Linked DNA regions of Homo sapiens: region 1 is linked to region 2. Evidence: chromatin loops called from intact Hi-C (ENCODE). Cell type or tissue: K562. All regions are shown on one strand. Each heading gives the region's core, and the rest is flanking DNA. Links, peaks and the distances in the headings are about the cores only. Region 1 holds the start of LOC105374843 (a long non-coding RNA gene). Region 2 has its middle 62 kb from the start of ST3GAL5-AS1.

What was found. A loop is a pair of places that touch in the nucleus more often than their neighbours do. Peaks named below come from ENCODE experiments on the same cell type or tissue, not always from the same donor. Only the 100,000 strongest peaks of a DNase experiment are listed, where the experiment ranks them.
Region 1: a loop joins it to region 2, with 2.5 times the contacts of the local background. A loop is called at or near these places in 3 of 110 quality-filtered maps.

The regions. Positions count from the first base shown.
Region 1 is chr2:85,997,854-86,009,682 of GRCh38, forward strand. It overlaps LOC105374843 (a long non-coding RNA gene), which reads right to left and starts at 225. Exons shown (of 3, transcript XR_940318.3): 1 at 118-225. In K562, for the core only: no CTCF peak of the experiment used is centred there; DNase peaks (open chromatin) are centred at 2,568 and 6,338.
Region 2 is chr2:85,945,756-85,957,584 of GRCh38, forward strand. No RefSeq gene overlaps it. Among named protein-coding and RNA genes, the nearest start is that of ST3GAL5-AS1, 62 kb to the left of the region's middle. In K562, for the core only: no CTCF peak of the experiment used is centred there; a DNase peak (open chromatin) is centred at 6,706.

The sequences.
Region 1 (11,829 bases), core at 1,393-9,392, 51 kb after region 2:
CCTGGGCTTTGCACCCAGAGCTAAGCGAGCTCAAATCCCAACTGGGCCACCTGGGACAGGTTATGCAGCCTCCCTATCACCCTCTGTAGAAGGAGAATCACAAAAAATTCTACCCACCTTATAGGGTTGCTGTAAGGATTTTGCAAGATATTGGATAGAAAGTTTCACACAACACTGGGCACAGAGAACACAGAGTGAACAGATGGTGTTGCTGTTCTCATCTATGACGACCTTTTACCCTTAGAACTCTGGGCACCAAGTTAGGGGTGGGGTGCCGGGTGGGGAGGAGTGCCAGGGAGCCAAGGGGAGGCCCTTAAGTGACGCTCAGAGAGGTCCTGACCTTCCCCAAAGCAGGAGTCCTTGGCCCAAGGGAGAATGAGTTTCGGACAGCCATGTGGCCCCCAGTAAGGGGCCCCCTAACATTCCATTTGGGCTTTAACAGGGGGTGGCCTGGAATGTCCAAGAAAAACAATCTGGTTATTCTGAGTGAAATTACAGCCTGGCTAAGGCAGGCTGGGTCTGCTTTAAATTAAACATAGCATTTCTGAGATTCTTTTCATCTCCTTGCCACTGCGGGTTAGCGGAGACATTACCTCACCTCACCTTCCACTCTGAGGTGGGAGGCCGACAGGGTGTGGGCCTGGGGGTGGGGACGAGAGAGGGAGGCCGGAGAGCCCACCAAGGGGGGCCAGGGGTCCCTCCTCACTCCAAGAGCTCAGGCTCTCACTGGGGCTGGGAGCAGTGGCTGTGTGGGGAAGAGGCGCACCCATGCACAGCCCACTCCATCCTTGGCATTTAGCAAAGGAATGACAGCACTTTCAAATACACTGCTTTCCTAGGAGCCCTTGGGGAAACTGGGTTGCGGTTTCACAGGTCCAAGGTCAGTCCCTTTCTTGCTCCCTGTCCCACACTTAGGTGCTGGGTGGCCGCGCCTGCGAGCTCCTCAGAACTCCAGGGTGTTTTCGCTCAAAAACAGATGGAGACACCAGTTTCCTCACTGAGTGGTTTTGGTTGGGGGTGGAGTTCCCTCCTGGCTTTGGAAGTTGCTTTTGGCCAGCTTTGCCTGCCTGTGGAGTCCTAGAAAATTCCACAGTGCTGCAGTCGGGTAGACCCGAGTGTGAGTCCCGCCTCCCAGGATAAGGTTCACCTTATCTTACTCAGATCCTGAATCCCCTCTTCTTTAACATGGGGAAGGAGACAGGGTTATGGGTTAGATGAAATTAAGCATGTTTGAGGTTCTTGTTTTAGATGAAGTACACCCAAAATTCTTTGGTTATAAGTTTCTATGAAACTTGAGGAAGTTTCTATTTCTTATAACCAAAGAATGTTGGGTATACTTGAAACTTGAAACTTTGGGTATACTAGAAACTTGAGGAAGTTTCTATTTCTGCCTTGTGTAAAACGGAAATTTTTTTTTTTTTCTGAAATCAGGGTACTCTCATGGAAACAGGCTGCAAAACCTCTCAGAGAATTGGAATCAGGAATTAGGAAAGGGATTTGCAGTTTCTCTCCCTCTGTCTCTGCCTGTTCTCGGGTATTTGCTTCCCTCAGGGCCTCAGTGGTAGGCTCCTGTCTGTACAAACCATTTACTCAGAGCCCCAGCCTTGGCCTGACATCATTTCCTCACGCTGGGTCCATGGTTAGAGCTCAGTGAAAGACAGCAGGTTTCTGTTGTGCTGCTTGGTTTTGCACATCAATATTAGCATGCTGAAGATTTCGTTTGTCCCTCCAGACCCACTCGCTCTCCTTTCTTCTCCACCTTGCCCTGATCCTGGGACTGGCCTGTAGGAACCACGTCAACTGAGCTCCCGCACCTTCTGGGTTCTGGTTGAGTTCAGCCCATCGTGGCCAGCAGCAGGGAATAGGAGGGCAGGAGGAAAGAGCCATCCTGGCACTTACTGTTCTCCCTCTTTGCCATGGGGGGTGGCTTGGTGGTGAAGTGTCTGGTTCCTCTACTGAAGGCCATGGCACACTTTCCAGCAAGCCCCTCCTTTGGCTATAGCTCTGTCTGCGTTCTTTTGTTGTTATTGGTTTTTTTGCTTGTTTGTTTTTTGTTTTTTGTTTTTTTTTTTTGAGACGAAGTCTCACTCTGTTGCCCAGGCTGGAATGCAATGGCACTATCTCAGTTCAGTGCAACCTCCGCCTCCCAGGTTCAAGTGATTATCCTGCCTCTGCCTCCCGAGTAGCTGGGATTACAGGCGTGTGCCACCACATCCAGCTAATTTTTGTATTTTTAGTAGAGATGGGATTTCGCCATGTTGACCAGGCTGGTCTTAAACTCCTGACTTCAACCCACCCACCTCGGCCTCCCAAAGTGCTATCTCTCTGCATTCTTGATGCCACGTTCCCGCCTTGGTCCTTCACGCTTAGGGTGGTGATGGCTCCCCACTGTTACTATCCCAGAGGTGCTGCACCATCCTTGTTCATTTTTTTCCATCTTGCCCATGTCTGCTCACTGTATTCTCTCCAGTGACTGAGCTGTAACTTTGAATTGCCATCTCTCTCCTGCTGGGACTCTGACTGATGCAATAAGATCAAGGGGAAGTCAGCTTTGTCTCTTTGCCCCACCTCCCACTCCGGCTCCCATAGGAAGTGGATGAAGAGCTCTAGGTTTGAGATAAACATTAGCAATAAGATAGAACTGAGCAGATACCCGTTATTCTGCTAGAGTGAAAAAGAATGCACGTGCACTGGGTGGAGTTACTTCTTTTGTAAAAAACTTCATTTTCCCGGGAGAATGTGACCACTGGGAAGAGGCAGAAATACGCTATCAATTTGGTCAGGGCTCTCTCTTTTTCTGGGCACACAGATGCCTAAAATTTCAGCATCATACAGGGTGTGGACAGAAAATATTTTTAAATTGTCAACTTCTAGGTATTTTTCACTCTCAAATTCATAGGATTAGTCACCGGAATCCCTGTCTTTTCCTTTCCTTTGGCAGTTTGGCTCATGGATATCTTGCTTTTGGCTTTGACTACTACAATAGCCTGTGACCCTGTCTCTGGTCTCTTTTTCCCTGTCTGTTCCACAGCCCTCTGTCAAGTTTGTCTTGGTTTGACCCAGGTCTATACATGTCAAGACCCAGATCAAAGCATTTTATGGCTTCCTGCTGAAGTGTCTGAACACTTCAGCCTGACATTCAAGGCTTCTGCAGCAGTCCTCAACTTTCTGGTCTACCTCCTATTTCAGGAACTTCCCACACCTGACAAATCAGATCTTCCTCACTGACCTTCCAACCCCTGCTCCCACTCTCTCCATCTGTTCTTCAACATGCCGTCCAAATCCCACATCCCAGCTAAGGCCTTCCCTGCCCACTCAGATGGAGGTGACTCCTCACGGTTAACCCCTGCCATTCTGAAGTGGGAGTGCTCAGAGATTAAGGAGGAAGAGCTGATGGAAAGAGAACCATATTCATACACCAGTTGCAGCCTCTGCACTGTCCTGTTTGGATATCATTCAGGGACACACAGAGGACCCTCTGTGCACCTCACTGCACAGATGCATAGCCAACTTCATCCCAAAGGAGCTAAGGGGAGACCCTGTGGCTCCAGGCAGTGTCACCTTCTCTTCAGGCCTCTCCATTACCTGGTTTTGTCCTCTGGCTTCATCATGTGATGGTGCCGGTCACTCTCTCTTGACAGAAAAATCTGGGGCCCCAGGTTGTGTCATCTGAGTGCTTGGATCAAAGGGTAAGACAGGGGACCTTAAGCAAGTATCAGGAAGAACTTCACCCAGGAGGTGCCTTCACAGCACAATCTGCCTATCTTCAGATGGGGAGTCCTGACCTGGCCTTGTGAATGCTGTGGGACCCCAGGCCTCCTTTTGCCCATATAGAAAGTCCAAGTCTTTGCTGCTTTTGAGGTTAAGCATCAGTTGGTTTCAACTATCTTTGGCTACACACACACACACACACACACACATACACACACAGAGCTTTGAGGATTCATAATACTTTTGCTCATTCAATCTTGAGTTGCAATTGCTTTGACCATAGCAACAGAGTCCTCCATAACAAAGGCCTTTACAACATTTTAACAGTGAATATAATGCAATTAATTTTTTGCAGCAATTAATTACACATGCGTTAAGAAACCATAAACTTGTAGATTTCTGTCTCTCCCTGGGAAAATTCTAGAATGGTTCATTAAACATTAGGTTGTGACTACATAGAATATAAATTAGAAATAAGAAGAATTTAAATTGGAATATTTTTAAGTTAAAAGAAAAAATACAAATCATTGGAAGCCAATATATTTTCTAAGAATATATCATGTCAAATTAATCTCATTTTCTTTTCTCGCAGAGTCAACAAGCTGATCTGTTAGAGATTTACTATAGATATAGATTTGAAGAATTTTAGGTGAAATGCATTGGTTTCCACAAAGCACATAGGAATCCTCTCATAAAAGCTGTGATAGTCATTACAGTGGTGCATAGATAATCAGTTTTTCCTCCTCTCATCCCCATAGTAAGGTTGTATTTTCTTGCCTTCTTTGAAGTTAGATGCTATCATGTAATCTGCTTTGGCCAATGAAATGTGAGTGGAAGGACACCCCATGATGAATGAATCAAGGTACCAGGTAATTCTTGGATGAACACTCACAGACAATAAATGAAGCCACGCCTGGGCAGCATTATCAGTCCCTCCAAAGGGCAGGCTAAAGAGAGAAGAACCTTTCAAAGTAAATAATGGCAATGACTTTGGAAACAAAGAGGTGTTAATCAGAAGAAAGTGCTTGAAGTGACACAAGTCAGCCTTCTGGGTGAGACGTGGGGCCCAAGCATAGACACATCAGAATCAGGGTGGTCAGAGCCAGGAGGCATGACACCACGGTCTGTCTGGTGGCTGGCTCTGTGACCTTGGCCAGTTCATACCTTTGAGCCTCTGCCTCCTTCCCATATGTGACTGGGGGCTCGATGAGGGGTAAGTACATTTAGAGAGAAAAGCTGCCAATAACTTTTCCATCTCTGTGGATATTGAGAGTCACCTTGGATTAGATCTTGGTTGTCTTCTCCCCCTGAACCTTACTGGCCACTCTGAATTGTGCAAAAACAAAAAAAGGGGCCCCTATTGCCACAGGGCCAATGTATAGTAGGAGCCTTGGCAGCCAAGCAAGATCTGTTTCACCCAGCACCCTCTGTATGCAGAGATGGCTGCCTGGGGGACAAGGAAGTTCCTGGGGAGGCAGAATTAAGACCCCCAACTGCTTCCCCTCTGAATATCACTGTCATTAGGACCTCCCTTGTGGATTGGAAGAGACCCTACTCAGGACATCATTATCGTGAAAGAAAAGGAGGGCAACAAGGCCTAGAGGATTGTGGGGAAAGGCTGCTCCTGGCCAAGTACAAGAACAAGTATAATAATGCCCTGGACACTCAGACACACACAACTTCTGCTGAGGCTGAGCATAGAAGGGTGAACTTGGAGTTCCTGCTCAGGAGGCTCCTGGGGAATCAGGCCAATGAGGTCATCACTGTAGAAGGGACAAAGCTGCAACATATGGGGCAGGACTAGTTTTTAACCAAGACACAGCATGGTGGCAACAGAAGCAACAAGAACAATCCCAAATCCCAGCCTCTTCTCTAGGCCTGGTGGCTGGGGCAGACTGGGCTCTTTGGATGGTCAGCCTCTAGGGGTCCTTGGGCAATGGTGTTGGCAATGGGGTGGGGAAAAGTGAGAGGAAAGCCTCAAAAAAAAGATGCCAGGCCTGGTGCTGTGTCTCACGCCTGTAATTCCAGCACTTTGGGAGGCCAAGGTGGGCAGATCACTTGAGGTCAGGAATCTGAGACCAGCCTGCCAATATGGTGAAACCCCGTCTCTACTAAAAATAGAAAAATTAGCCAGGCATGGTGGTGCACACCAAAATCCCAGCTACTAGGGAGGCTGAGGCAGGCCAATTGCTTGAACCTGGGAGGCGGAGGTTGCAATGAGCCAAGATCGTGCCACTGCCCTCCAGCCTGGGCACAGAGCGAGACTCCATCTCAAAAAAGAGATGCCAGACCTCCCTGCTAATATACGCAAATGGGTGCTCAGGCAACTAATAGGGAAAAAGCAACAGATACTTTGATTTAAGCTTGCAAAATGAGTCAAAGCTATTACGTGAATATGTGTTTCCAAAGACCAGCCCACGTTCAACCTGTGGGATTGAGATAATAGACAAGAAAGTGTATTTGAAAAGAAGAGTTACACAGGCATGAGGGTGGCAGGAACTACCACCGATTCTCCCTTCCTTCTTTGTATTAATAGATTTAGTCTTGAGATTAAGCTGGGCTTATGGCTGCCCAAGTAAAGACTTCATTTCCCAGCCTCGCTTGCAGCAAGGTGTGATCATGTGGCTAAGTCTGAGCCAATGGGATGTGAGCAGCAGTGATGTGTGCAACTTACAGATCACACTATTATCAGTAAATGGCTTGTCCTCCACTTTTCTTCTGTTCTGTGGACTGCATTGTGGACATGGTGCTGGTGAGTGAGCAGTTTTGATGATGTGGACAACCTCATTAAACCAAATGGCCTTCCCACCTTGTACTGCCAGTCGACTTCTGACCAATTTCATAGGCAAGGCATAGACTTCTATCTTATTTGAGCCTTTGTAGTCACTGTATTTCGAGGTGTCTGTCACCTTACTTGTATCTTCACTAATATAAGGAGTGGTGAATTCTACCACCAAGAACATTGTTCAGCTTCCTGCTTCTAAAGATTAATGGGGAAGCAATTTGTGGTTATGACTGTCTTGGTATATTTTTTTCCATTCATTCAGCCTGTCAGTCAGTCCATCAATGTTTAATGAGAGCTTCCCAAGTGCCAGGTGCTATACAAGGGGCTGGAGATACAATGGCAAACAAAACAGACATGGGTTCTACTGTAATAGAGATTTCTGTCTAGTGGGGAGAGTCACATGAAAGAAATAATCCCACAGATAAATATTGAATTACAGACTGTGATATGTGTTTGAATTAAAAGTACAGGATGTGGGAGGCTGAGGCAGGAGAATTGCTTGAACCCGGGAGGCAGAAGTTGCAGTGAGCCGAGATCGTACCACTGCACTCCAGCATGGGTGACAGAGGGAGACTCTGTCTAAAAAAAAAGAAAAAAAAGTACAGGATGTCATGAAAGGATATAGTAGGGTCTTCATTTAGTTTTGAGAACTTTAGAGGACCTTCTATGTTGAGACTTAAAGAATGAGTGAGTAGGAATTAACCAGGTGAAGAGTTAGGGGGAAGTGTTCCAGAAATGGGAACAACTTATTTCAGAGGTTGATACTTCAGGCACAGGAAGGTTAGTGTGGCCAAAGGAGGGCAGACAATGAGGACAATGGCTTGGACCAAGTCAGAGGGAGAGAGACATAGAGGCCAGACCATGCAAGGCCTTAGAGGCCACTGTGGTAGGCTGGATTCTAAGATGAGCTCCAAGATTCCTTCCCCCTGTGTACACACCCTGTATTATCCCTTCCCCTTGAGTGCAGGTTGGACCTGTGAATATAATGGGATGTCACTCCTGTAAATAGGTTACATTTTACGGCAAAAGTAGAGAGATTTTGCAGATGTGATTAAGGTTCCTAATCAGTTGACTTTAATTGATAAAAAGGAATATTATCTTTTTTTTTTTTTTTTGAGATGGAGTTTCGCTCTTATTGCCCAGGCTGGAGTGCAATGGTGCAGTCTCAGCTTGCTGCAACCTTCGCCTCTCGGGTTCAAGTGATTCTCCTGTCTCAGCCTCCCGAGTAGCTGGGATTACAGGCATGTGCGACCATGCCCGGCTAATTTTTGTATTTTTAGTGGACATGGGGCTTCCATGTTGGCCAGCCTGGTCTTGAACTCTTGACCTCAGATGATCCACCCACCTCAGCCTCCCAAAGTGCTGGGATTACAGGCGTGAGCCACTGTGCCCAGCCTGGAACATTATCTTCTTGGGTGGATGACCATTAGGTCAGTTGATGTGAGCCATTTAATGGAAGGCCTACAAGCCAGTTACAAATAGACGAATACTGTATGACTCCAGTTATATGAGGTACCTAAAGTAGTTAAAATTACAGAGACAACAATGTGAAAGTACTTAATGCCACTGAACTGTACACTTAAAAATGATTAAGATGGTCAATTTTCTGTTACGTGCATTATGCCATAATTTTTTTAAAAAGGGTCTAGATGTCAGAGTCAGAAGAACCAGCAGAGATGTTCTCTCCTTGACCTTGAGGGAGCAAATTGCCATGTTGTGGAGAGGACCATGTGTTAGGGAACATCAAGCAGTCTTTAGAGGCTGAGTGTCAGACCTATAGCTGCAAGGGACCTGCTGAAAATGAGCAAGTCTCAGATGAGATCATGGTCCCCATCCGCACCTTGACTACAGCCTTGTGGGGTCCTGGCCAGAAGACCCAGTTTAGCTGTGCCCAAACTCTTGACTTAAGAAACTGGAATTATACATGTGTGTTCTTTTAAGTTACTACATTTGTGGTAATTTGATATGCAGCAACAGGAAACTTATACACCATGCTATAGGTTTAAGGTCTTCTACATACTTAGGAATAAATTTAACCAAAGAGGTGAAAGATCTCTATACTAAAGACTATAAAATGTTGATGAAAGAAATTGAGGAAGATACAAATAAATGGAAAGATATCCAATGTTCATGGATTGGAAGAATTAATATTGTTAAAATGTCCATACTACCTAAAGCGATCTACAGATTCAATGCAATCCTTATCAAAATATCAATGACATTCTTCACAGAAATAGAAAAAAACAATTCTAAAATGTGTATGAAACCACAGAAGACCTCGAATGCCCAAAGCAATCTTGAGCAAAAAGGACAAAGCTGGAGGCATCACACTACCTGATTCCAAAATATACTACAAAGTGATAGTAATCAAAACTGCATGGTACTGGCATAAAAACAGACTCATAAGCCAATGAAACAGAACAGAGAACCCACAAATAAATCTATGCATTTATAGCCAATTGATTTGCAACAAAAGAGCCAAGAACACACAATGGGGAAAGAACAATTTCTTCAATAAATGATGTTGGGAAAACTGAATATTCATATGCAAAAGAATGAAATTAGACCCTTATCTCCCACCATATACAATAATCTACTCAAAATGAATTGAAAACTTAAATGTAAGACCCATAACTATGAAACTACTAAAAGAAAACATATAAGAAAAGTTCTATGACATTGGTCTGGGCAATGACTTTTTGGATATGACGCCCAAAGAACAGGCAATAAAAGCAAAAGTTGACAGTGAGATCATATCAAACTAAAAAGCTTCTCATAGTAAAGAAAACAATTAACAGTACAAGACAGCCTACAGAATGGGAGAAATATTTGCAAACTATATATCCAATAAAGGGTTAATATTCAAAATACATAAGGAGCTCAAACAATTCAATAGCAAGAAAACAAATAACCCAATTAAAAAATGGGCAAAGGACCTGAATAGATGTTTTTCAAAAGAAGACCTACAACTAACAGATATATGAAAAAATGCTCAACATCACTAATCAGCAGAGAAATGCAAATTGAAACCACAATGAGATATCACTTCATACCTGTTAGAATGACTGTTATAAAAAAAAACAAAAGATAAGAAGTGTTGACAAGGATGTGGAGAAAAGGGGAACACTTGCACACTGTTGGTGGAATGTAAATTAATACAGCCATTATGGAAAATAAGATGGAGATTCCTCAAAAAACTACAAATAGAACTACCATATGATCCAGCAATCCCATTTCTGGGTATATATCCAAAGGAAATGAAATCAGTATGACAAAGAAACATCTGCACTCTCATGTTTATTGCAGCACTATTCACAACAGCCAAGATATGGGATCAACCTAAATGTCCATCAATAGATAAATGGATAAAAAGAATGTGGTATATATATATGCAATGGAATACCATTCGACTATAAAAAAAGTATTAAAATCACCCAGGCATGGTGGCTTATGCCTGTAATCCCAGCACTTTCGGAGGTCAAGGCAGGAGGATCACTTGTGTTCAGGAGTTTGAGAGCAGCCTAGACAACATAGTGAGACCTTGTCTTTACAAAAAGTCAAAAATTAGCCAGGCGTGGTGGGATGTGCCTGTAGTCCCTGCTACTTGAGAGGCTGAGGCGGAAGCCTCGCGTGAGCCCAGGAGGTCAAGGCTGCAGTGAGCTGTGATGGTGCCACTGCATTCAGCCTGGGTGACAGAGTGAGACCCTGTCTCAAAACAAAACAGAAAACAAAATCCTGTCACTTGTGACAACGTGAATGAATTTGGAGGCTATTATGTTAAGTGAAACAAGCCAGGCACAGAAAAACAAATACTGCATAATCTCACCCCCTTTTTAGATGTGGACTCTAAAAAAGTTGATCTTAGGGAAGCAGAGAGTAAAATGGTGGTTAGCAGGGGCTGTGGTGGTTGGGAGCAGAGTGGTTGGGAAGATACTAGCCAAAAGACGCAAAATTTCAGTTAGACAGGAGGAAAAAGTTCGAGAGATCTATTTTAAACATAGGGACTATGTTAATAGTAGCTATAATAGTAAATATAGTTAATAGTATATTAGTAAATATAATAGCAATAATAGTAAATATAGTTAATAAGATGTTGTGTTCCTTACAAAACAAAAATGATGACTATGTGAGGTAATGCATTAGTTTATTAGTCAGATTTAGTAATTCCACAATGTATATATACTTCAAAATATCATGCTGTACATAGTAAATGCGTACAATATTTTTGTTGATGTAAAAATAAAATAATTTTTTGATGCTCATGATCTGAAGTCTAAAATAATACTATTTTTTTTTTTTTGAGACAGGGTCTCATTCTGTTGCCCAGGCTGGAGTGCAGTGGCACAATCATGACTCACTGCAGCTTCCACCTCCCAGGCTCAATTGATCTTCCTGCCTCAGCCTCCCAGGTAGCTGGGACTACAGGTGTGCACCACCACACCTGGCTAATTTTTCTTTTTTTTTTTTTTTTTAAGAGACAAGGTCTCCCTATGTTGCTTAGACTGGTCTTGAACTTTCGGGCTCAAGCAATCCTCCAGCCTTGGCCACCCAAAGTACTGGGATTACAAGCATGAGCCACTGCACCCAACTTAAAATAGTAATAATAACTTTTGAAAAGAAGAAATAGAAATTGCTATTTTTTAAACTCTTCCCCTGTGTCCAAGGAGAATCCATGAAATAGTTTACGGATGGAGAGCAAGAATCATATTTGCACTCTTCAAAGATTACTCTGCCTGCTTCGAGGAGGGAGAACATGGAAGCAGCAAGATCAGTTGGGAGGGGACTGCAATAGCAGAGGCAAGATATAAAAGAGGGGCTGGAACTCCACTGGTGGCAAAAAATAGGGAGAAATGGACCAGTTCAAAATATCTTGGGGAAGTAGTTGGTAGATTAGGAGGGTGGAGGTGAGTGAAGGAAGGGTCAATGATGTCTTCAAGGCTTTGAGCGTAATCAGCTCTGATGGGAAACCCTAGAAGGGAAAACTTGTTCATTGGACATGTTTCTATGGATTCCTTACTGGGAAATCACTGTGCTAGTTAAGAATGCATTTGGGCTGGGCGTGGTGGCTCATGCCTGTAATCCCATCACTTTGGGAGGCCGAGGTGGGCAGATCACCAGGTCAGGAGATCCAGACCATACTGGCCAACATGGTGAAATCCCTGTCTCTACTCAATATACAAAAATTATCCTGGCGTGGTGGCAGTCGCCTGTAATCCCAGCTACTTGGAAGGCTGAGGCAGGAGAATCGCTTGAACCCAAGAGGCGGGGTTGTAGTGAGCCGAGATCATGCCACTGCACTCCAGCCTGGCGGCAGAGTGAGGGCGGCACTCCAG
Region 2 (11,829 bases), core at 2,539-10,538:
GAGGAAGCAAGAGAGAGATGGGAAAGGTGCCAGGTTTTTTCAACAACCAGCTTTTGCAGGAATTAATAGAGCCAGAAGTCACTCATTACCATGAAGATGACACCAAGCTATTCATACAGGATCTGCCCCCATGACCCAAACATCTTCCATTAGGCCCCACCTCCAGCACTGGGGACCAAGTTTCAACATGAGGTTTGGAGGATCAAATATCCAAGCTATAGTAGCAATGCAACCTACTAAAGTTCTATTATTTCTAGCCTCCCTTTTAGCTAGGTGTGGCCATGTGACTGCATTCTGGCATTGAAGGATAAGCAAAAGTCTTTAAGACTTCTGGGAAGTCTCTTTAGAGAAAAAGGGGCAAGCCCTCCTTCTCTTGCACATCCTACTGACTGGGATACAGGTGTGAGGGCTGGAGCTCCAGAAGCCAGCTCAGACCCTGAGAAAGGAAGCCATTATAGGGCAGTGGAGCAGTGAGCTAGAAGACCCTTAACAGTCCAGGATTGTCCAACATCTGACTACTTGCATGCAAGAGAGAAATAATCTTCTGTCCTTTACAAACCACCATTACTTTGAGTTTGCTGTCACATGTGTTTAACTTAGTTCTAAATGGTGTAGACATAAATTGTCAGATTCAGAAAGCCCAACAAATTCAATGCAATAAAAATAAAAGAAAAGCCGAGTGTAGTGGCTCACACCTGCAATCCCAGCACTTTGGGAGGCCAAGGTGGGTGGATCACTTGAGGCCAGGAGTTCGAGACCAGCCTGGCCAACATGGTGAAACCTTGTCTCTACTAAAAATACAAAAAATTAGCTGGGTGTGGTGACACATGCCTGTAATCTCAGCCACTCAGGAGGCTGAGGCACGAGAATCGCTTGAACCCAGGAGGGGAGGTGGAGGTTGCAATGAGCCAAGATTGTGCCACTGTGCTCCAGCCTGGACAACAGAGAAAGAGTCTGTCTAAAAAAAAATAAAATAAAAATTTAAAAAAAGGAAATTTATACCTAAACACCGATGGCAAAATTGCAGAACACTCGAGACAGAGATCTTAAGGGCAGGCAGGCAGAAAAGACAAATTACCTACCAAAGAATGACAAACTAGTAGTTGACTTATCAACATAAGAACAGAAGCCAATAAACAGCTTAATAATATCTTCAAAATAGAGAAAATAACGGTCAGTGTAGAATTTTTATCCAGGAAAATTCTCATTCAAGAGCAAGAATAAAATAAAGACATTTTCAGGCAAGACTGGTAAGTCCAACATACTCCTACTATAGAACTCCAAAGGATTTATTTCAGGAATAATAAAAATGATTCCAGAAGAGCAATCTAAGGCGTATAAAGGAAAAGTGAGCAAGAAAAAAAATGTAGACGTCTGGTGAAATCTAAGCAAATACTGACTATATAAAATAATGATTTGTGTGCTTAAAAAGAACTACAATTCTAGACAATACTGTATAAATTGGATGACAGTGGTTTGAGTTAAGGTTTTTGTGTTTTGCAGAAGGAGGGTAAAGATATTAACTGATAGCAGATGCTATCAGTGCCCTGCCCATACAGCCTTGGATTTTAGCATTTTCTGGCCTTTCTCCAAACTTCTAACTGGCGGTATTTGGGGCTCTTTGCATGAGGGCTCCTTCTGACCACTGTGTCTCCCCTGCGTGTGTGCAGGACAAGCTGGAAGTGCTGAGGAATTAATGTCCCCAGAAGCAGCCCTCAACTAATAATGCTGGAAATTAATGGATAAACACTCCAGCTCCCTCACCCTCATTCCTTGGTTTGTTCTGCACTGCCTTGTAGAGTTACCTATTGAGTTTTAGCCCTAGTTGTCCACATTGGTAACCAAATGAGACATACTTTACTGGCTTCCTTCCCTTCCCTGTCTCATCTCCCTACTCCCTTATCAGTGTTCTCTCAAGCTACCTCCCAAATAAAACTTTTCATTCAAATTCTTACCTCAGGGTCTGCTTCTGAGGCAATCCAAATTAAGACATTAACTTTGGACATCTGTAATAAATGTAAGTGGACCAAAATCTCCAGTTAAAAGACAGAGATTACCAGATTGGATTAAAAAAAAAACCCAACTACATGTTGCCTATATGATACAAAGATAAAGCATAAGAACATTGAAAAGTTGAAAATAAAAGCATGAAAAAATGATAAGCTAATCAAATTTTATTGAAAGAAAGCTGATGCAGCCAGACTGATAACAGATGAAATAGGCTTTATGGCTAAAAATTATACTAATGATAAAGAGAGTTACACATATTGCTACAAAATTTATTTCACATGAAGATTTAACAATTCCAGACTTGCAAATACCTACTGACATGCCTTTAAAAGATGGTAAAAATTAGAATAACAAGAAGAAATCGACTTATCCATCATTATAATGGGAGATTTACAGACCAAGTAGATAGAAAAAAAATTCATAAAAATATTAATGATTTGAACATCACTAATAATTATTGACTTACATAGAACTTTGCACCAATTAATTTAGGAAAACATTATTTTCAAGCACCCAACATATGTTTTACAACAACTGACACATGCTAGTACATAAAGCAAGTCTAAATAAAGTTCAAAGAATTGGCATTTATATAAATCACTTTCTCTAATAAAAACAATAAAGTTAATCAGAAACAACAAAAAATCTATAGGTTTGAAAATTAAAACATATTGTCTAAATAACTCATGTCATAGGTTAAAAGAAAACTGATGGTCTGAGGCTCTAAACTTTCATGAGGTAAAACAGTGGAACATCTCAATGTTGGGATGAAGGAAGAACCTTTAAGAAAAGAGAACCGAATGTTGAATTTGAAGCTGCATTGACTTCTTTAGCATTTTTTGGGTAAAGGCGACCTTAGTGCTCATTTGTCAACCCTGATTGGCTGTGTTTAGGTGACATGCCCACAACTGAACCAATCACAATGGATAGAGAGATGGCGGGCCTCTGTCTGGTTAGTATGGGCTAGGTCCCACTTCTGTGGAGATGGAATAGGGGTGGGGGTATTTTGACTCCTAGAAACTCCAGAACTACATGGGGTCAGAGAAGACGTCTCTTCTGGGAGGAAAGCTAGAGCAAGAAAATCACCCTTCCTCCATAAATGCAATTCTCTGAATGCCCCCACCTGGCATAATACAATGACTATATAAATAAAAACTTAAAAACCAATCAGCATCTAGTTGCCAGATCCAGTCCCAGGCCCAGAGCTTCTGGGTGATGTATTCTCCTTCTTCATTAGGTTTTGAAACAACCTTCTGTGGATTTGGTAGACTATAGCTTTAAAAAAAGTTTAACCGCCGTCACCATCATGTCCAACATAGGGAGGCCCCAATGATAGAGGGAAAAGAAACACTGCAATAAAATGTCCCATTTGTATACTGCATGGTCTACAGGGAAGGAATTGGGACAGCCCCAGGCAGGGGAGTCACTTCCCAGGTCAGCCAACCCAAGTGACCCCAACTGCCTTCCTATTTCAAGGACACCCCCTGTCTAGGGTTTTCCATGGCCACTTCTGAGAAGGACTTAGGGAAAGACTCCTCATTGGGGTGCTACTTTAATGGCCGCCTCCTCTCAGCATAACTGCAGGGCCTGGGACTTGCCCTTGCATTTGAGCAATCACAGATCACCGTTTGCCAAGCTTGGAGTTCTCTGGAAATTTTATTTTCCCACAATCCTACTGGGGAGGTGATCCGTTCGATTTTTTGTTAACTAGTAACTAACTTCAGAAATCTATTCCTGGTCATGGTTCTTGAACTGAATTTGCCCTTGTAGTTTCTGACACTTAAGGATAAGTACAGCCCCTTTGGCCTTATGCCCAAATTGAGGGCTTCCTCTGGACTTGAAATGGGAACAAAGCTAATCTGACTTCCGCCTCCAGCCTGTATCCCAGTGCATGGTGAAAAAAGAGAGAATTTATTAGCTCAATTTACAGGTAGATCCAGGGATGGCTCCAGCTGAAGGTATAGCTAGATTTTGGGGCCCAAATGATACTGTCAGTGCTCTGTCTTTTATTCTGTCTCTCAGATCTGCTTGCCTCCACTTGGCACCAGGCTAAATAAAGTTGTGTTCATATGATGGGGAAGAGAGCTCCTCAAATTCGTACTCATTCAAATTAGCAAGCAGCTGAGAGAACATTCTCTCCTCATATCAACCTTAGACGATTCTCTGATTGACCCAGCTTGAGTTCTGTGGCCATCCTTGTGGCCAGGTGGGTGGGGCATTTTTGCCAGCAGTCAGGTACCCACCCCTGTGACAGAGGTAGGGCTGAGCACTCTGATTGGCAGCTCTGTAGGGACCATATGGAGTGGGACAATATGTGTCACAGGAAGGGATGCCAGGCAGATGAAGACAAGGTTCATTCTGGACAAGCAAGAGAAATGAAGGCCAAATAGTAGGATAAGATGTGGGAAGCAACTCTGCATAAGTTCCTGAACATTGATTAAAAGGGACCCCCGATACACCCTGAGTTTCCCAACAATGAAAGCCAATAAGTTCCCGAACATTTATTATAAGGGACCCCGATATACTCAGTGACCTAGTGAGTTTCCCAGTGACGAAAGCCAATAAGAAAACACAATCAGTCATGTAAGCCAGATGCTGGCTGGGGTCTCCAGGCCCGGGGGAGGTTCAGAACATGTCTTGAGTTTTCTTCTGTTCCCCTGGGGGCCAAGTTTCTCTGAGCTCTTGATCTTACAAAGGCTACCTCTTTCCACACCACATTGCTCGCAGGTGTGAAGCTTAGCCTTTTCTTTGACTTCTATGAAAGACTCTACTCACACAAAATAGTGAAGATGTTCACAAAAAGTCAAGGTTGGGGAGATGGAGGACACTGCCTTTGGCCCTCTGCCACTGGCCTTTACTCCACACACTATCTTATAGGCATCCCTTCCCTTCCTCTCCTGGCTTCTCTGAATTTTCTCTCCAGCCTCTTAGAGGCCAAATTCCCCACTTTGTCTCAGGCAGAACAGACTATCTCTTTTGAGTTACTTGTAGAAACATCCAGTGCTTTGGCTTCCTACTCCCACCACTCACAGCTTATGGAAATGTTTTCCCAAACAAAAGCCATTTACTGCCTAAGAAAAATTCTACTCCCAGCAATTAAAATAATACAGTTTCCTTTTATTATGGCACTTTCCTAGGGATGAAGACAATTCCGGTGCTCTTTCGCCCCTGCAATCCTGTGTAAAGGAAACTGAGTCACATCCACCCCAATGTGTCCACCATAAACCCAATCAGCTGAAACATACAGTGAGGGCCCAACACCCAAGGGCAATGAAAGCAAATGTGATACTTGCAGGGAAGGTCAGAGTTCCAAGAGCACAGGCGTTGATGGTCTGGTTCCGTCAAAAATCTAAAGGAGGAGATATATTAAATACACTCCAGGCAATCCTCTGTGAATGTCATTTCTCACAGGGTTGAGATTAGGGTTGACAGCAGCAGTTCAAATCTGAAAGATTCACAAGGTCACAGCACACAGGCATTGACGTTATGGATTACAACAGATCCATAGAGTTTTAAAATTGACCAAACGAAAGATGAGGCAAATATTATTATAATGTCCATTTCACATTTGAGAAAACTGAGGCTCAGCTTGGTTGAGTACGATCAAGGTCAGAGCCAACGTTTGCATCCAGTCTGTTTGATGCTGATGCCTCTAACCTTGAAATTTAACTCTTGGTCTCATTTCTGTTAGTTTGAAAGGCAATAGGTATACTGGTTAAGAGCAGAGGCTCCAGGTTCAAATCCATCCTGGCTTTACTATTTAGTAGCTGAGAGGCCTCGTGTAAGTTACTTAACCACTCTGTTCTTCAGTTTCCTTAGCTGTAAACTGAGGGTGGCAATAGCACCTGCCCCGCAGGGTTGTTGTGACTATTAAATGAACTTAGAACAGTGTCTGGCATGCAATAGGTACGCAGTGCACTATTCTTCTTCCCTAACTAGAGCTTCTTATGTCTGTCCGGTCTTCATCAATAGATCCGTAGGAAGCACCCGCCAGACACTGTGTCCCGCCCCTGCCTTCAAGCTGCTCTAGCAGAGATGGGAGAGACACAAGTGTCAACAGCCTAACGGCAGTAACCCTATTACGCAAGTTGGAGCAACAGGCTTCAGAGAACAGAGTAGCAAACTGCCTAGAGGAGGAGAAGGTACACAGAGCAGTGACATTTGCTCCAGCTCTAGAAGAGTGAGTAATGATTTTCCAGGAGAGCCATGCTATTTAAAAGCATGGAGTCCTCAGGAACTGAGAGTGGGGTATGGGTGCATCATGGGCAGCAGGACAGGTGGAGGAGAGCAAAGGGTGTCTGGGGCTGGGGAGGTGATGGCGAGATTAGACATGATTTTTACCTGCAGGGAGGGCTCACATTGGTGTTTAAAATGGTTCTGGCCAGCATCACACGGAGGGTGGTTGGTGGGATTAGGGAGACTGGTTGTTAGGTGCCTGTTGCCTAGAAAGATTTCATTCAGATCTCGTGCCTGGGCACCAGCGTCTCGTGAGAACTCAAATGGGCTGAGTGTCCCAGGCCGAAGTGAGAAGAGGGAAGGTCCCACCCTGGTGAGGCAAAAGCTCCGGGAAATCTGTGTTCATGAGTTCTCTGCCTGCCTGTTTACCTGTGGGGGTGCAGTGTTTCGAGAGGGCCTATAGGCTAAGTGAGGTCTGTGGCCTGCATGAAGGAAAGATAAAATCATGTGTCCCTGAGCTCTGGAACAATACTCAAGAGAGTTGGAAGAAGCATGTGGCCCTTCTGAGGAAACAGTCCACCCAAGAGATGGCCACCATGCAGCTGATAAGGCCAGGGAGTTACCTACATTGCACAAGGGGATGTGTACCCAAAGTTCACCTGATGCTGGAGAGACGTTTTCTAACCGCAGACTAGCTAATCTTGGACTGTAGAGCTGCTCTGCTCCCTAGGAAGAAATGTGTTTGTGAGAACCAGGAAATATGGGCAAGCAAGAGCAGTCAGGTAGTTTTTAGACTCACAATGCACATTAGAGTAGTAAAAGTCCCAAGAACCCCTGCTGTTTGGAAATAATCCTGTGTAAAGTTGCTAAGTCAAGGGAAGAAAGGCAGGAAGGAGGAGACAGGGAGGGAGGAAAAGGGGAGGAAAAGGAGAGGGAAACAAGGAGGCTTCATCCTCAGGAACCTCCTTAAGTGAGCTGCCTCTCTTTATCGTCCTAACCACACCTGCAGCCTGAACTTGGTCAGGGAGCTTCCCTGTCTGCCCTGGCCTGACAGCATATGTTGATGGCACAGCCTTTGCTACTGTCACCTGGGTTCCTGCCACAGCCTTGCCCTTGCTGAATCTGCCATCCTGATCCGGTGTTTTCTCTCTGGTTGAGTAACCTGACCCAGCCTCCAGAGTGCCTCTCCACATTGACTGGGGTCCATACCACACCCTCAGATACCCCCACCTTCCTGTCACTCCAGTCATCCTGCCGGACATCAGTGACCAGTGATGTGCTTACAGAAGAGCCATAGTGGCATCTATGGTCCTAGGTGGCTTAGATCTGGGGAAGGCCTACAGGGCTGGCTGTGCAAATACAGCTATTTATTGTGAGCAGCTTGCAGCTTCAATGTCTTTTGCTTCTTTCCAAATCACCAAGCACAGAGCAGAGAATGAAGGAATTGTCTCATGAATGCCATTTGGAATGGCTGTGTTTGCTATAGAGCACTGCCATCCTTTTGCTAGAGTCTCTGCCTCATGTCTAGGGAGATCTCACAGTTGGGGGTGGGGGGTGACATGAAGCCATTTGAGGGTGGCTATGCTCTGATACCGGAGCTGGTTGGGCCCCCAGGCATGTGAGGAGGAGCCAGGGAAGGGAAAGAAAGCACCTTCTGCCTGCTTCCTTGCTTCCTCGTTCTCTTCCTGCCCTTTCACAGCCCCGTGGACACCACTTCTGAGTGGCCTCCCTCCTGTTCACAGGCACCTCTGAGATTTCCTGGCTGACACATCGCATCTCCCTCTGGCCACAGCCAAGCAACACCAGATGTCTGCAGTAGCAGTAACACTTTGGATTCCTGATGGAAAACTCCAAGACGAGCCTCTGTGAAATACCTGCTTCATTTTGGCTTCATTTTCATGCCTCATTATCTGACCCATTTACTTCTTACCTCAGGGCACAGACCACGGCTGTGACACTCCGTAAAATCCTGTGGGATGGGGAAGAGTGAAAATGACACACCGGTGGGGCAAGGTGGCTCATGCCTGTAATCCTAGCACTTTGGGAGGCCGAGGCGAGTGGATTACCTGAGATCAGGAGTTCGAGACCAGCCTGGCCAACATGGTGAAACCCTGTCTCTACTAAAAATACAAAAATTAGCCAGGCGTGGTAGTGGGTACCTGCAGTCCCAGCTACTCTGGAGGCTGAGACAGGAGAATCGCTTGAACCCGGGGGGCAGAGGTTGCAGTGAGCTGAGATGGCACCACTACACTCCAGCCTGGGTGAAAGAGTGAAACTCTGTCTCGGGGGGGAAAAAAAAAGACACAGACCTCTCAGGGCATGGCTGCTTAGGAGGCTATGAGGCTCTTGCAAGATTTTCCCCATTTTTCATGGCTGCCCTCAGAGAATAGAATTGCCACAATTTTAAGGATAAAGAAACAGGCTTGGAGAGGCCAGAGGCTTGCCCAATACCACACACACAGGGGTGCCTTTGTGTTTCTGGGTCAATGCTGTTTTTCACACAGACTGGACCTCATGGGGGTCAGGAGCAGTGGGACCACCTCGTGCTCTCTCCGCGCTCATACCTTCTCATGGTGTCAATCTCCCCTTCCCTCCCAGACAGAGCAATGCATGCTTGCCACCTTGATGGTGCAAGCATCACTAGATCTGAATTTGAGGTGAGGAAATTCAAGGCAACCACAGTACACGTTGTCCCCCGTCGGACCCAGGGAAAGGCACTTGAGACAGGAGCAGGCCTGTGGTGCTCTTGGCACAAGGCAAAATGGAGGAACAGGGTGGTGGTGGCAGGGTGCCCTAACCTGGTCTTGGGGGGTTTAAGAAGTTCCTGTTTTGAAGTGTTTCAATAGCCAGTGAGAGTGAGCCATGGAGAATAAAAATGTACAAGTAAACAGTCGTTCCACTTATACACAGTTAAGGACTTGTGGGAGGGGGGCAAGTTCCAGTTTTTCAACATAGTTTCTGATTGAAAGTGCCATTGTAACCCTCATTATGGCCACCAGCTTAAATTTGAGGGCTCCCGTTGCCCTGGAATAAACCCCTAGTTTTCAGACTTCCTGGAGCCACCATCCTTCATCTCTTCTGTTTACTTTTTTCTCTTCTGTTTAAATTGGAGGGCCATTTATGCCCTCCCCTTCTCCTTGCTGAAGTTGTGTACACAATGACTGGCACAGAGGTGTTTCTACCTGCACAGGCTCATGACATTCTCACAGTCAGCCCATAGATCGGTTTCTTCTCTCAATCTCAGAGATAAGGAAACTGAGGTCTTAAGTGGTTAAGTCATTTGTCCCAGGTCGCCTGGCAGCAAGTTGTACCCACAGTGCTAGCCAATGTCTCGCTGACATGTGTGGGCACCACATGGGCCCATCCATGGTCAGGGACTTTTCCTGGCTCTGCCCATAGCATCCTCATTCGTCTTGTTTGCTTATATGTTTCTTACAACTACCTCACAGCCTCAACCATGTCTTTAAAATTATTCAATTATTCATAGAGCTGGATTTACAAGTCTAGGTCTCCTTCGTCAGGGGTGGCCTTCTCCGCTCCTCCTCCTCCTCTCTGGAGGTGGTTTCATCACAGACTGTAAAGGTTCTGTAAAAAATAATCTAGTCCGTCTGCCTGAAGCAGTTCTCCCCCTGCACCAGTGACTCCTGCTATGGTATACTGGGGTAGTTACAGGATTTTTTTTTTCTTTTTTTTTTTCGAGACAGAGTCTTGCTCTGTCACCCAGGCTAAAGTACAGTGGCACGATCTTGGCTCACTGCAACCTCCACCTTCCAGGTTTAAGCCATTCTCCTGTCTCAGCCTCCTGAATAGCTGGGATTATAGGCACATGCCACCACACCCAGCTAATTTTTGTATTTTTAGTAGAGACGGGGTTTTACCATGTTGGTCAGGCTGGTCTCAAAATTCCTGACCTCAAGTTCTCCACCCTCCTCAGCCTCCCAAAGTGCTGGGTTTACAGGCGTGAGCCACCGTGCCCGGCCCTAGTTACAGATTTTATTTGGCTTTCCCATTCTCAGTCCTCTAGTAACAATGTTCCTCCTTTTTTTTTCCTTTAGGGAATTGTCTTTTCTCTAATCCTAATCCATATGGCTCAGCTGTCAATCACAGTCCTCCTCTATCCCCTGACAACAGAGGAGAGATGTGTGACTGAGGCCTGGCCGAGCAAAAGACTCGATCCCTCTGGCCATTGTGATTGGTTCAGGGACAACTTCGTGGTCAAATGATTACAATTTTACCCTCTCCAAGCGGTGACACAATGAATAGGCTACAGTGGTACCAATGTCAGTTTTCATTTGCCCAGTTATTCCCACAAGATAAATATCTGGACTGTAATTGCCGAGTTATACATATATACATTTTAAAGGCTGGTACATTTTGTGAGATTGCCCCACAGATAGGTTGGTGCAAATTTACACCATTCCAGCAATACGTGGGAGTCTGCTTTGCACACCCTAGCAACACCTGGTGTTGTCAGTCTTTAACATTTGCCAGTTTGATAAGTGGAGACAGCTGTTGAAACCTGTTCTCGATTCTGGGCCTCCCTTGGGTCATGTTCCCACATGCCTGTCCCTAATGTTGCCTCCTCGGACCTTATTTCTAAATCTCTTGCCTGCTTCTTTATCCAACTTTATTGGTCTGCTTATAACCTGGTGTCACTGTACTAGACTAGAAAGTGGGTCTTTATCATATATATATGCCTTTTCTCTTGAAACTCCTTGCAGGTGCTAAGAACGGTTTTGGAATCTAATAATTATTTGTCAGATGAATGAATGGAAACTCCTCTGTGATTCACCCATTTCCTATTCACTGAGTGGTGCCATGTGGTTGGGTCAATGCGAACCTGGGGAGATGAATGCCCAAGAACACCAGATTTCAAGAATCCCAATATTGTAATGGTTATATTGGATGCTTAACATGATAATGGAGCATGACTATCCCATTCCAGGAAATGACACTCCCCACAGGAAGTCCTTGGTTAACCAGTCTTTAGTGATGGTCTGCCATGTCTCTAGTGTGGAGTCAAAGGACCCAGTCCCTGGTCTCAAGCGACTGAACATCAGTGTGAGAGGCAAAACTAACGAAAGAAGGATTTTGAGTTTAAGTGGCATCTGAATCAGGTGGCATTTATGAAATGCAATCCTTTGGGAAAAATAGAACATATAGTGGACTGGAAACGCTTGAGAATATTTTCTAAAAGAGGCGATTGTTAAGGGGATTTTTGTGAGGGTTAGTCAGGTGTTCTGGGCTCTGCCAGTTACATTTTGGGAGTCTGATATCATAGCTGGTGCGGTATGAAGCAATGTTATAAGCCTCTAATTTCCCTTAAATTGAGTTTTTAATCTTTTAGGTTGTTGGGTTTGGATACCAATGGTCCAAAAGGAAGGTCCTGATTCCTAGTATTTTGGGGAGGAATGTCACAACTTGCTACAAGCTCACCAGGAGGCGAAACAAATATTTTTGAGTTAGGGGGAAGGGCTACAGTTGTGGGAATTGCTCTCAGGCTTCCCCAGGGTAGTAAAATTCCCAAGCTATTTCAAACCAATGTTTTTTTCTTCTTTTTAGTGGTGTCAGGACCCCAAGAGGTCACAGTTGCTATTTAATAGAATAGAGCATTCTGGCCCTCTTAACAGGGAATTGTACTCA